2 separate regions of the Homo sapiens genome follow, and region 1 is linked to region 2. The links are chromatin loops, found by intact Hi-C in ENCODE. Cell type or tissue: B cell. All regions are shown on one strand. Region 1 overlaps PRKCB (protein kinase C beta). Region 2 overlaps PRKCB (protein kinase C beta).

Region 1 (5,000 bases), 46 kb after region 2:
TTGAACCATGCATGCATGGGGCAGTCCCAAAGAAGACTCAAGGATAAAATAAAAAACAGAACTGACATCTGAGCTGGTGTCCCAGAGACAGTCTACTGTCCAACCAAGTCAATGGCCTACTAAAACAAAAACATCAATGCTTTTCAGAGAAATACGAATGAATCCAGAGTCTCCACAGCACAACACTTACAGTGTCCAGGATACAATCCAAAATTACCCGACATACAAAAAACCAGGAAGATAAGACACAATCTCAAGAGAAGCTAATCAACCAGGAAAAAAGGGGGAGGAGCAATGATTCAGAGTAGGTTGAGGCAATAACCTCAAATTGTGTGAGATACAATGCATTCTACTGGAAAGAACAGAAAACCCATCTTAAGACGTTTTAAGCAGTAAGAGAATTATCTAACAAAACAAAATTTCAAGAGATAGAGCTATATCAAGATTAGTGAATTCAGGGGCTCAAGGATATTGTGAAGGAGACAGATCCTCTCCCTCTTTTTACACTGCCATTTACAGCTTGCCAACCTTGTCCCTCATGGTCAAAACATAGCTGCCACAGCTCCAAGCACCACATGCAAATGTGACATGAAATACTTAAACACAAATCCTTTGTCCTATGTCCCCTTCCTTCCTGCTTTGCCCTGTGAGTATGTGATTCTGGGAGCTATCACAGCCTTCCTGGGACCAAGAAGGGAGACACTGATCACATTTTGAGGATGGCAGAGCAAATAACTGAGAGGCGCTTGATGACAGTGTTAAGTCTTTGATTAAACCAACCCTGGAACCACCAGCCTCCTTGTTAGGCTCGCCAGATATTCTGTTTTTAAGAACCAAAGCAGGTCAGGCATGGTGGCTCATGCCTGTAATCCCAGCACTTTAGGAGGCGGAGGTGTGAGGATTGCTTGAGCCCAAATTCAAGACCAGCCTGGGAAACACAGTGAGACCCTGTTTCTATAAAAAATAAAATAATTAGCTAGGAATGGTGGGACATGCCTGTAGTCCCAGCTACCTGGGAGGCTGAAGTGGGAGGTTTGCTTGAGCCTGGGAGGTTGAGGCTGCAGTGAGCTGTGTTTGTGCCACTGCACTCCAGCCTGGGTGACAGAGCAAGACCTTGTCTCAAAAAAAAAAAAAGAACTAATGCATCCTATCTGAAACAACCTCCAGAATTGGAGAGCTAGTAACACTTGCTATAAATAGAAGGTGAGTATGAAGAACACAATGAAAATTTAAATTATTAAATTCTAGCAGGTACATAGCTCTGAGTCTGAGATTGCTTCATTCTTTTAGCTTAAAAGGGAGATTTGCATGCATTAGAAAGATGTTTAGGACATGATAGCACCAAACTAAGACACTCTCCTTAACCCGAAGAATTAAAAGAAAAAAACATTTTTTTCTTTTTTATACTGAGTCTCATTCTGTTGCCTAGGCTAGAGTACAGTAGCGCGATCTTGGCTCACTGCAACCTCTGACTCCGGGTCCAAGCAATTCTCCTGCCTCAGCCTCCCGAGTAGCTGGGAGTACAGGCACACACCACCATGCCCGGTTTTTTTGTTTTGATTTGTTTTGTTTCTTTTTTTTTTTAGTAGAGATGGGGTTTCACCATGTTCACCAGGCTGGTCTGGAATTCCTGACCTCAAGTGATCCACCCACCTTGGCCTCTCAAAGTGCTGGGATTACAGGTGTGAGCCACCACACGCGGCCTACAAGAGAATTTCTTTTAAAACTACGTAGTTCCATGTTGTTGAATACCTTACATCATTAAAAATCTTTGAGTGCCACCAGTAACATACTTCAGATATTTTAAAAATGCACCCCTGTATTAACAACTCCCAAACATTTACCTCTATCCCTGACTTCTCATGACTTCCAGTTGCCTTTGGGCACCTACACCCGGATATGGCACAGGCACCTCATCCTCAACATACCCAACGCATAATTCTCTATCTTCTCCCCCAAGCTTTCTCTTCTTCTTGTATTCTCTGCTGCTATTCATGATATTTCTATGTATCAAGCACCCAAACCCGGACTCCCTCAATAGGTGACAACATTTATAGTACTTTTTTTTGGTACTAAGTGCCAGGGTGCCACTGCATCTTACACAAGCACTAACATATTTGATCCTGACAACTCTTATTAGGTAGGTCCTATTATCATTCACCCCTTTTTCAAAATGAAGAAGCTAAGGATAAGAAATTTGCCTGGGGTCATGAGATTTGAATGCAGGTCTGTCTAATTCCTCTTTTTTTCTGCTTCACAAAGAAAATAGAAACCACCAAGCAAGATTTCTCAACTGGCCTCAAAACTTCATTTATTTCCCACCCATTTTCCCATCACTTCTCATTTTCACCTGTGCTCTCCCCTCCATGGGTCCTTCCCTTCCTTGACAACTCTCTCGCTCTCTCTCTTTCTCTCTCTCTCTTTCTCTCTCTCTCTCTCCTAATGCTGTCAACCTCACCCCCTTGAGAAGTGCCATGCTCCCTTTGGGAACCTGGAGGTCTTTCTCTCCTGCTTTTAAAGTTTCCTGCCTTTTCTCTGCCTCCTCCAAATTTTCTATTCTTCAAGCTAAACATCCCCGGGTACTTCAACTACTTCTTCCTGCCAAGTGTCTTCTCTCTCTTGCTTCTCCCCGCACCTCACTGACATTCTTCCTCTCTCTTTCACTGCTTCCTCTGCCTCAAAACCCAACTGAGAACTCAGGCTCCTCTGTGCAGCCTCCCCAGGACCCTGGGAGGTGAGCTGCTCCTGGCATTTCTCCCCCCTCTCCACCATTACAGCACACATCACACTGAGTTATCAATGTGTGATTTATGAGTCTGGCCTACAAGTTTAGGGGCTGCTTGAGGACAGAAAGCAGCTTCCCCCTGCCCATCACAGGGCGGCTGACTATGCCAGCCAGACCACGCTGTGCTATCACTCCTTTTACACTACTCTCTTCTGAGTGGACTTTGGAAAAGATACAAAGGAGGGATCTCACACTTTCCAAATCAGACCCCACAACTTGATATGCCACCTTCTGTGCCCTGGCCAAAGACTGACCAGGGATACTGGTGGAGTAGCTGAACCTGGACCTTCAAGCCTAGGAGTCAGACCACCTGGGTTTGTTGCCCTCTTCAACTACTTAGCTTAGAGACCAGTGGCAAGTTAATTAATGTCTCCTGGGATTTGTTTGTTTAGAGAGAGGGTCTCACTCTGTCACCCAGACTGGAGTGCAGTGGTGCCATCAAAGCTCACTACAGCCTCAACCCTCACAAGCTCAAGGGATCCTCCCACCTCAGCCTCCTAAGTAGCTGTGAATATAAGCACGAGCCACCACACCTAGCTCATTTTTTTTTATTCTTTGCAGAGATGGGGTTTCACTATGTTTCCCAGGCTGGAAGCTATTTAATATCTCTAAGCCTCAGTCACTTCATGAAGTTAATAATGAGATCAACCTCCTAGGGTGCTGTGGACATTCAATGAGATCATGTGTGTGAAGCATCCAGCTCAGTGCCTCAATAAATTAGTGCAGCTCTTCAGGGAAGTATTATTCCATGAAAGTGCCTGCTGTATGTAACCCTCTTCCTTCCAAGTGACTCAACAGCTTGCATAGTTCTCAGCCTGTCCTCCCAGCCTGGTAACTTAGGCATGAAGAAATCAGCCTACTGTGATCACGTGGCCAATGAAAGTCCTCAAACTAGAAGCCACTTTCTGAATTCCTTATTCAAGGCTATGGCTAAAAAAATCTACACATGTGCAAACTCCCCCACTGGGAAAAAAAAAAAACAGTTTGATGGAAGTATTCCTCCCACTAGAGAATTTCCCCTTCCTGTCAAATGTTGCCAGTTTCATTCATTGCTGTGGCAGGCACACTTTCCTGGCCATGAGAGATGGGCCTTATCACCATCCCGTATACCAGATCCTTCCTGGTTGCCATTCTGCCACACTCTTACGGGGCCTTCCTCACCATGGTGCTCCTCTGTGACCCCCGGAGCCCTTCACCTTGGTGAACAGACAGTCTGACTCGAATGGACCTGAATTCAATCTACGCTCTGCAGTTACTTAAGCAAATGTTTTATCTTCTCTAAGCTTGCTTTCTTATCTACAAAAGGGATAAGAATAGCAGCAAATCTTAGTGGAAGGTAAAGATTCAAAGGGATAAAGTTTGTGAAAATGCCCAGCTCATTGCAGACACTGAAATATTAGCTGCCTTCATCATCATCATCATCATCCTCATCATCAACGTCATTGTCACCATCAATTCTGAAGTTACACAATCCTAAAACCAAGTCTATTTTTGAATCCTAACTGTAACTTTGGAAAAATTTCTCAATTCTTTGTGCTGTTTTCTCAGCATAAAATGGCAACAATAACAGTAGCAGCCACACAGGGCTGTTGTGAGGATTAAATAAGTTAATACATGTAAAGTACTTAGAACAGTGCCAGTCACCGAGTGAGTACTCAATAAATGTCAGCTCAAGTTAATGGCATTTGAAATCTTTGAAGACATCCAGGAAATGGAAAATTCCCTTGGCCTCTCTGTCCAATGAATAGAGATCCTTCTAGGGACTGCAGACGCACGTGCGCACACACCCACACACACACACACACTCTCTCTCTCTCTCTCACATCCTCAAGCAGGGACAAGCCTAGCCCGGATTTCATTTTTTTCTTGGACTTGACTTTTCGTCCCATCTGGAGTGCCCTGGCCCCCCTATGGCCCTTGGGCCCCAAATCAGAGACGGCCAGAAGGGAAACACAGAGAGGCCAGCTGTCATGTGGGCCCCCACCTATCAGGCACACCAGAGAACATAAACACACACTGAATCCCAGCCCTTGGAAGTCTCGGCTGGAGGCAACCCTCAGCAGAGTCCCACCATGGGGATCTGACCCACCTCCGTGCTGGCATACTGTTCCCACATCTTCTGGCGGCTCTCTGCAGCCCCTAAACACCTCCTCCTCCCTCCCTCTGTGCTGATTCTGCTCATAAAACACTTCTTTCTCAACCCACATTATCCCCC
Region 2 (5,000 bases):
TCCTCTTCCATCTCACTCCCACACCTCCCTCGTCTAGATGGACTTTCTCTCCCCACCTGCTGCCCCAAATCTCCGAATAGACACGTGTGCTTCCTGCTGCCCCCAACAATACACCCATGGACTCTTTTACTCCTAAGAAAAATAAGACAATAAACCGATATGCTGTTAAATCACAAAACATCTGCCACCTCCGGTTCTCAGAGTCATTGTTCCTGGATCCATGGCCAGGCCTTGTTGTCTGGGGGTGTGGTTAGCAGGGGGAATGGCTAGGCTCCCAGGCAGGTCCTAGGGAGTTTTGCAAGATTCACCTGTAGGGCTAGGTGGGAACCTCTGTTCCTCCCGGAGTCGACCGGTATGGTTCCACCCTTTCCCCACAGACCCCACACTCATACCAGAAATCTGGGTGTTCTGGTCTCTGAGATAGATAGGCACCTCCCTTCCTGCCTCCCAGACATCTGGAGCCATTGATACTGCTGATGACAGACTCTCAGAACAAGAAAGGGCCTCACATGCATCTAATCAACGGTCTGTTCAGGCTGGGCACAGTGGCTCACGCCCATAATCCCAGTGCTTCAGGAGGCCTAGGCAAGAGGATTGCTTGTGGCCAGCAGTTTGAGACCAGCCTATGCAACATAGTAAGACCCTGTCTCTACAAAAACTAAAAAATTAGCTGGGCATGTGGTATAGTCCTAGCTTCCCCAGAGGCTGAGGCAGGAGGATGGCTTGAGCCAGGAATTTGAGGCTGCAGTGAGCTATGATCACATCATGCACTGCATGGGCAACGGAACAAGACCCTGCCTCTGTTTAAAAGAAATGGATGGGAGGTCTGCTCGACCCAGGCTTGATAAAGCAGTAATTCTCAACTGAAGATGATTTTGCCACCCAGGGCAATGTTTGGAGACATTTTTGATTGTTACAAATCAGGGTGAAGTTAATACTGGTGTATACTGGGTAGAGACCAAGGATGCTGCTAAACATCCTACACTACATGGGACAGGCTCCAACAAAGACCTATTCCACCCCCCAATGTCAATAATGCCAAGGTTGAGAAATCTTGCTGTAACTAAATTCCTCCCAGCACGGGACACTCACTTTCCCCCACCCCAACCCTGTCCCCACCCAGGAAACCCACTGTTCCTACACAGAGTATTTCTGGTTTAATAAATTGCGGTTATCCTTCAGGTCAGGATCTTTGCCTCTAGTCAGCTGAAACCCCCTAAAATCCTTGCTGCCTAGCTGGCACTGGAGGCTGTCAGAAAATGAGTATAAAATCCCTCCTCCACAATTTAATATATGATAAAGGCAGCATTTCAATTCTGTGGGAAGCGATGGATTATTCAATAAATGGTATTGGGACAACTGGCTGGCCATCTGGTAAAAAATAAAGCTAGATCCTCACCTCCCTCCTAAAACCAAAATAAATTCCAGATGGATTAAAGATTTAAATGCAAAAAAAAAGAAGTTAAAGTAGTAAAAGAAAATATGGGAGAATTCCTCTATAATCTCATTGAGTAAGAGGCCTTTCTAAGCAAGACACAAAATGTAGAATATGTGGAAGAAAAGACTCATAAATTGACTACTGAGGAATTTTTTAATGTCTACAGAGTTTAAAAAATCCATAATAAATCACTTTTTCAAAGTTAAACACCAATTTTATAAATTACATTATATATAAAACATATGCCAGGCTAACAGACATGTTCTTTCACAAACAAAAACCGGTTAAAAATCAATAAGTAGAAAAAAATAGGCAAAAAAGAAGAAGCAGTTCACAGAAAAAGAAATAGAGCTTTCAAACATAAAAATGTTCTCATAAGCAAAGAGATGTAAATTAAGATGATAGCGAGATACTAGTTTTTCACTGATCAGATTGGCAAAATGAAAAAGTTTGATAATATTCTATGTTGGTAAGGAGATGGGGAACAAGCTGTCTGAGGGAAGTGTGAACAGATCCTGTACAGAAAGCAATTCAGCAACATCAATCCACATTTTAAAGCACATATCCTCCGTCCTCATGATTCCAATGCGACACCTATCCTTGCACGTCGTCAAACCCACAGAGGTAAACATATATAGGAATGCTCACTACCTTATTGTTTATAATAGCTAAAGACTCTCAACAGCACCAATGTCGATCATCAGGGGACTGGTTAAATACATTATGCATCATAAAAGGGAATGCTAGGAAACCCTTAGAGGAGTATGAGGCAGCTCTATGTATCAATCCCCATGAGACATTATTAAAAGGAAAAGCTACATATGAAACAACACTATAATATATTTCCACTTATGTGAAGAAAAATGGGGTGGGTACAGAGTCAATCACTCATTCAACCCATATTTATTAAGCACCTACAATGTCCTAAGCACTGTTCTAGGTGATGGGAATTCTACCAGGAGTAAGTCTGCCAAGATATCCATAGGTTGCACATGCTTGGAAAATTACTGGAAGAAAATACAGGAAACTGGTTCTAGGAGACTCTCTGGAGTTGTCAGATTTAGCAAATAAAACTACAGAATGCCCAGTTAAACCTGAATAGCACATAAACAACAAATAGTGTTTTAGGATAAGTTGGTGCTATGCAATATTTGGGACATACTTATACTAAAAAGGTGTTCCTTGTTTACCCAAAATGCAGACTGAACCAGGCATCCTGTTAACTGGGCAACCTATTCTGGGGGTGAGGAGTGAAGTTCTGGGGAATGAAGCATCTACCACAGGAGAGAGATATCCTCTTCAAGCTACTGTGTGTTGTAACACATTGTACTGTTTGCCATTATAACCGGGAGGATGCACTGCTTGTGTTGTTATTTATTTAACGACACGAATGAGTAAGAAGAGAGAAGAAATTCCACAGACGTAAGGCCAAACTCAGTGCAAGCTGCAAAGTGCATTCCTCGCCAGCTCAGCTCACAGAGTCAGCCTGGCAGCCCTGCGGCCACATTCCAGGGCCGGCTGCTTCTCTAAATGGAAGCAATGGATCCCACACTCTAGCAGTAAGTCAGCAAGCAAGACTCCGAGCTGTGCTATTTTTTTTTTATTAAAAAAAAAAAAAAGAAAAAAAAAGGACCAATGCAAAGAAAGAAATGTAGAAAACAGTGAAGAGAAGAAAACACCAGAAACACCAGGCATGCTAAAAGCTGGCCTTTTCCATGACAATACGGAGAAATAAAACATCAGATTTCTTAAAAAGCCTGGTTTTAAGGATCTCTTGGGCCTCTCAGATCATCTCCATCTGTCCTTGCCTCTTTCTTAGGGGAGATTTTACCACTCAAAGAGGAAAAGTGCCTTTTATGTAAAAATCCCCCAACTTTTAAATCCCAAATATTTTGAGTACTACCAATAACTGACATGTATAAAGCACTGAAGCACTTACTATATGCTAGATACTCTTCTAAGTGTTGTGGTTTTTTGTTGTTGTTGTTGTTGTTCTTTTGAGATGAAGACTCGCTCTGTCACCCAGGCTGGAGTGCAGTAGTGCGATCTCAGCTCACTGCAACCTTCACTTCCCGGGTTCAAGCGATTCTTCTGCCTCAGCCTCCCAAGTAGCTGAAATCACAGGCACCCACAACCATGTCTGGCTAATTTTTGTATTTTTAGTAGAGATGGGGTTTCGCCATGTTGGCCAGGCTGGTCTTGAACTCCTGGCCTCAAGCAATCCACCTGCCTCAGCCTCCCAAAGTGCTGGGATTACAGACATGAGCCACCACGCCCAGCTTCCTCTAAGTGTTTTAGCCAATACTGACATATTTAATTCTTTCAACAACCCCAAGAGATAGATGCTATTATCACCCCTCTTGCACCTATGTGGAAAATGAGGCACAGAGTGGCTTGACAATTAGCAGAAATCACACAGCTGGAACATAGGAAATCTGGGATTTGAGCCCAAGTAATCTGACCCTAGAGCCCACCCCCTTAGCTGCAGGCCAGGTTCATCCTGGGTACCCTTGGTGAACAAGGTAGACACACCCCCTGCCATCGTGGCCCTTATAGCTCATGAGGGAATCTAGCTATTCACAAGGAAATAGACAAGCTAATGGCAAACAGTGCTAAGTTCTAGGGCAGACACAAACGAGGACTTGAAATAGACCACATATTCATTTAGTCGACACATATTTAATAAGACCACATATTCATTTAGTCGACACATATTTAATAAGGGCCTATGGTGTGCCAGCGTCGTTGCAGACACCAGAGGATGGAGCAGTGGATGAAACAGAGATCCTTAACCTCATGAAGCTTACCATCCTAATCAATATCCAGAAGGAACTTGAAACAGGATGTTAGCAAGGGCCTGTCAAAGGGGGAGACATTTAAGTTGAGACTAGAGTGAGAGCTCACCATGTAAAGAGAAGAAAAAGTATTCCAGGCAGTGGGAACCACTTTCTGCAAAGACCCTGGGTGGAAAGAGTTTCAGTTTCTCCTATCTCCAAGAACAATTCCACTGCTGCTTTCCCCTCTCCGGCATTCTCCTCTTCTCCATCCAAAACCCATAGTTAAAAGCGTATTTTAATACTCTCTTCCCTCCCAGCTATCTGAAAGATCTAGGGTAGAAATCATTTACTTTCTCATATTCCCAAGGCATGTGCTTGCTAATTAATCAAAGTATTATTTATTGTGACTAACAAAATTAAGGCATTTCTGATTGTTCATGCTCTGATGAAGCTTTGAGAATCTTTGCTGCTGTTAGGGGGGAAATGATGTGGTAATACCAATCCCCAGATGTACGGAGCAGACCTGTCTCCATACGCTTAGAAAAAACTAGGACAGAAACCAGGAGAATCTCTATCACTCCCCCACACACACGTGGGTGCACACACACACACACACACACACACACTTAAGTTCCCTTCCGGATCCTACTCACAAAAGCCTGGGGCCATGTATTTTTGTCCTGAGCAGGACAACAAAAGCGGGGCTCTTTACCACAGCTCTGAGTCAGGGGAGGGTTTAGAAATAACATAAGTAGGCTGGGCGTGGCAGCTCACACCTGTAATCC

What was found. Hi-C counts contacts between places; a loop is a spot of excess contacts. Peaks named below come from ENCODE experiments on the same cell type or tissue, not always from the same donor. Only the 100,000 strongest peaks of a DNase experiment are listed, where the experiment ranks them.
Region 1: a loop joins it to region 2, with 1.9 times the contacts of the local background. A loop is called at or near these places in 8 of 110 quality-filtered maps.

What each region holds. Positions count from the first base shown.
Region 1 is chr16:23,857,308-23,862,307 of GRCh38, reverse strand. The region is part of intron 2 of PRKCB (protein kinase C beta); the gene reads right to left. Among named protein-coding and RNA genes, the nearest start is that of PRKCB, 24 kb to the right of the region's middle. In B cell, no CTCF peak of the experiment used is centred here; DNase peaks (open chromatin) are centred at 2,177 and 2,535; H3K4me3 peaks cover 1,644 bases; H3K27ac peaks cover 5,000 bases.
Region 2 is chr16:23,903,100-23,908,099 of GRCh38, reverse strand. All of the region lies in intron 2 of PRKCB (protein kinase C beta), which reads right to left. Among named protein-coding and RNA genes, the nearest start is that of PRKCB, 70 kb to the right of the region's middle. RefSeq lists a silencer at 3,810-3,995. In B cell, no CTCF peak of the experiment used is centred here; no DNase peak of the experiment used is centred here; H3K27ac peaks cover 3,783 bases.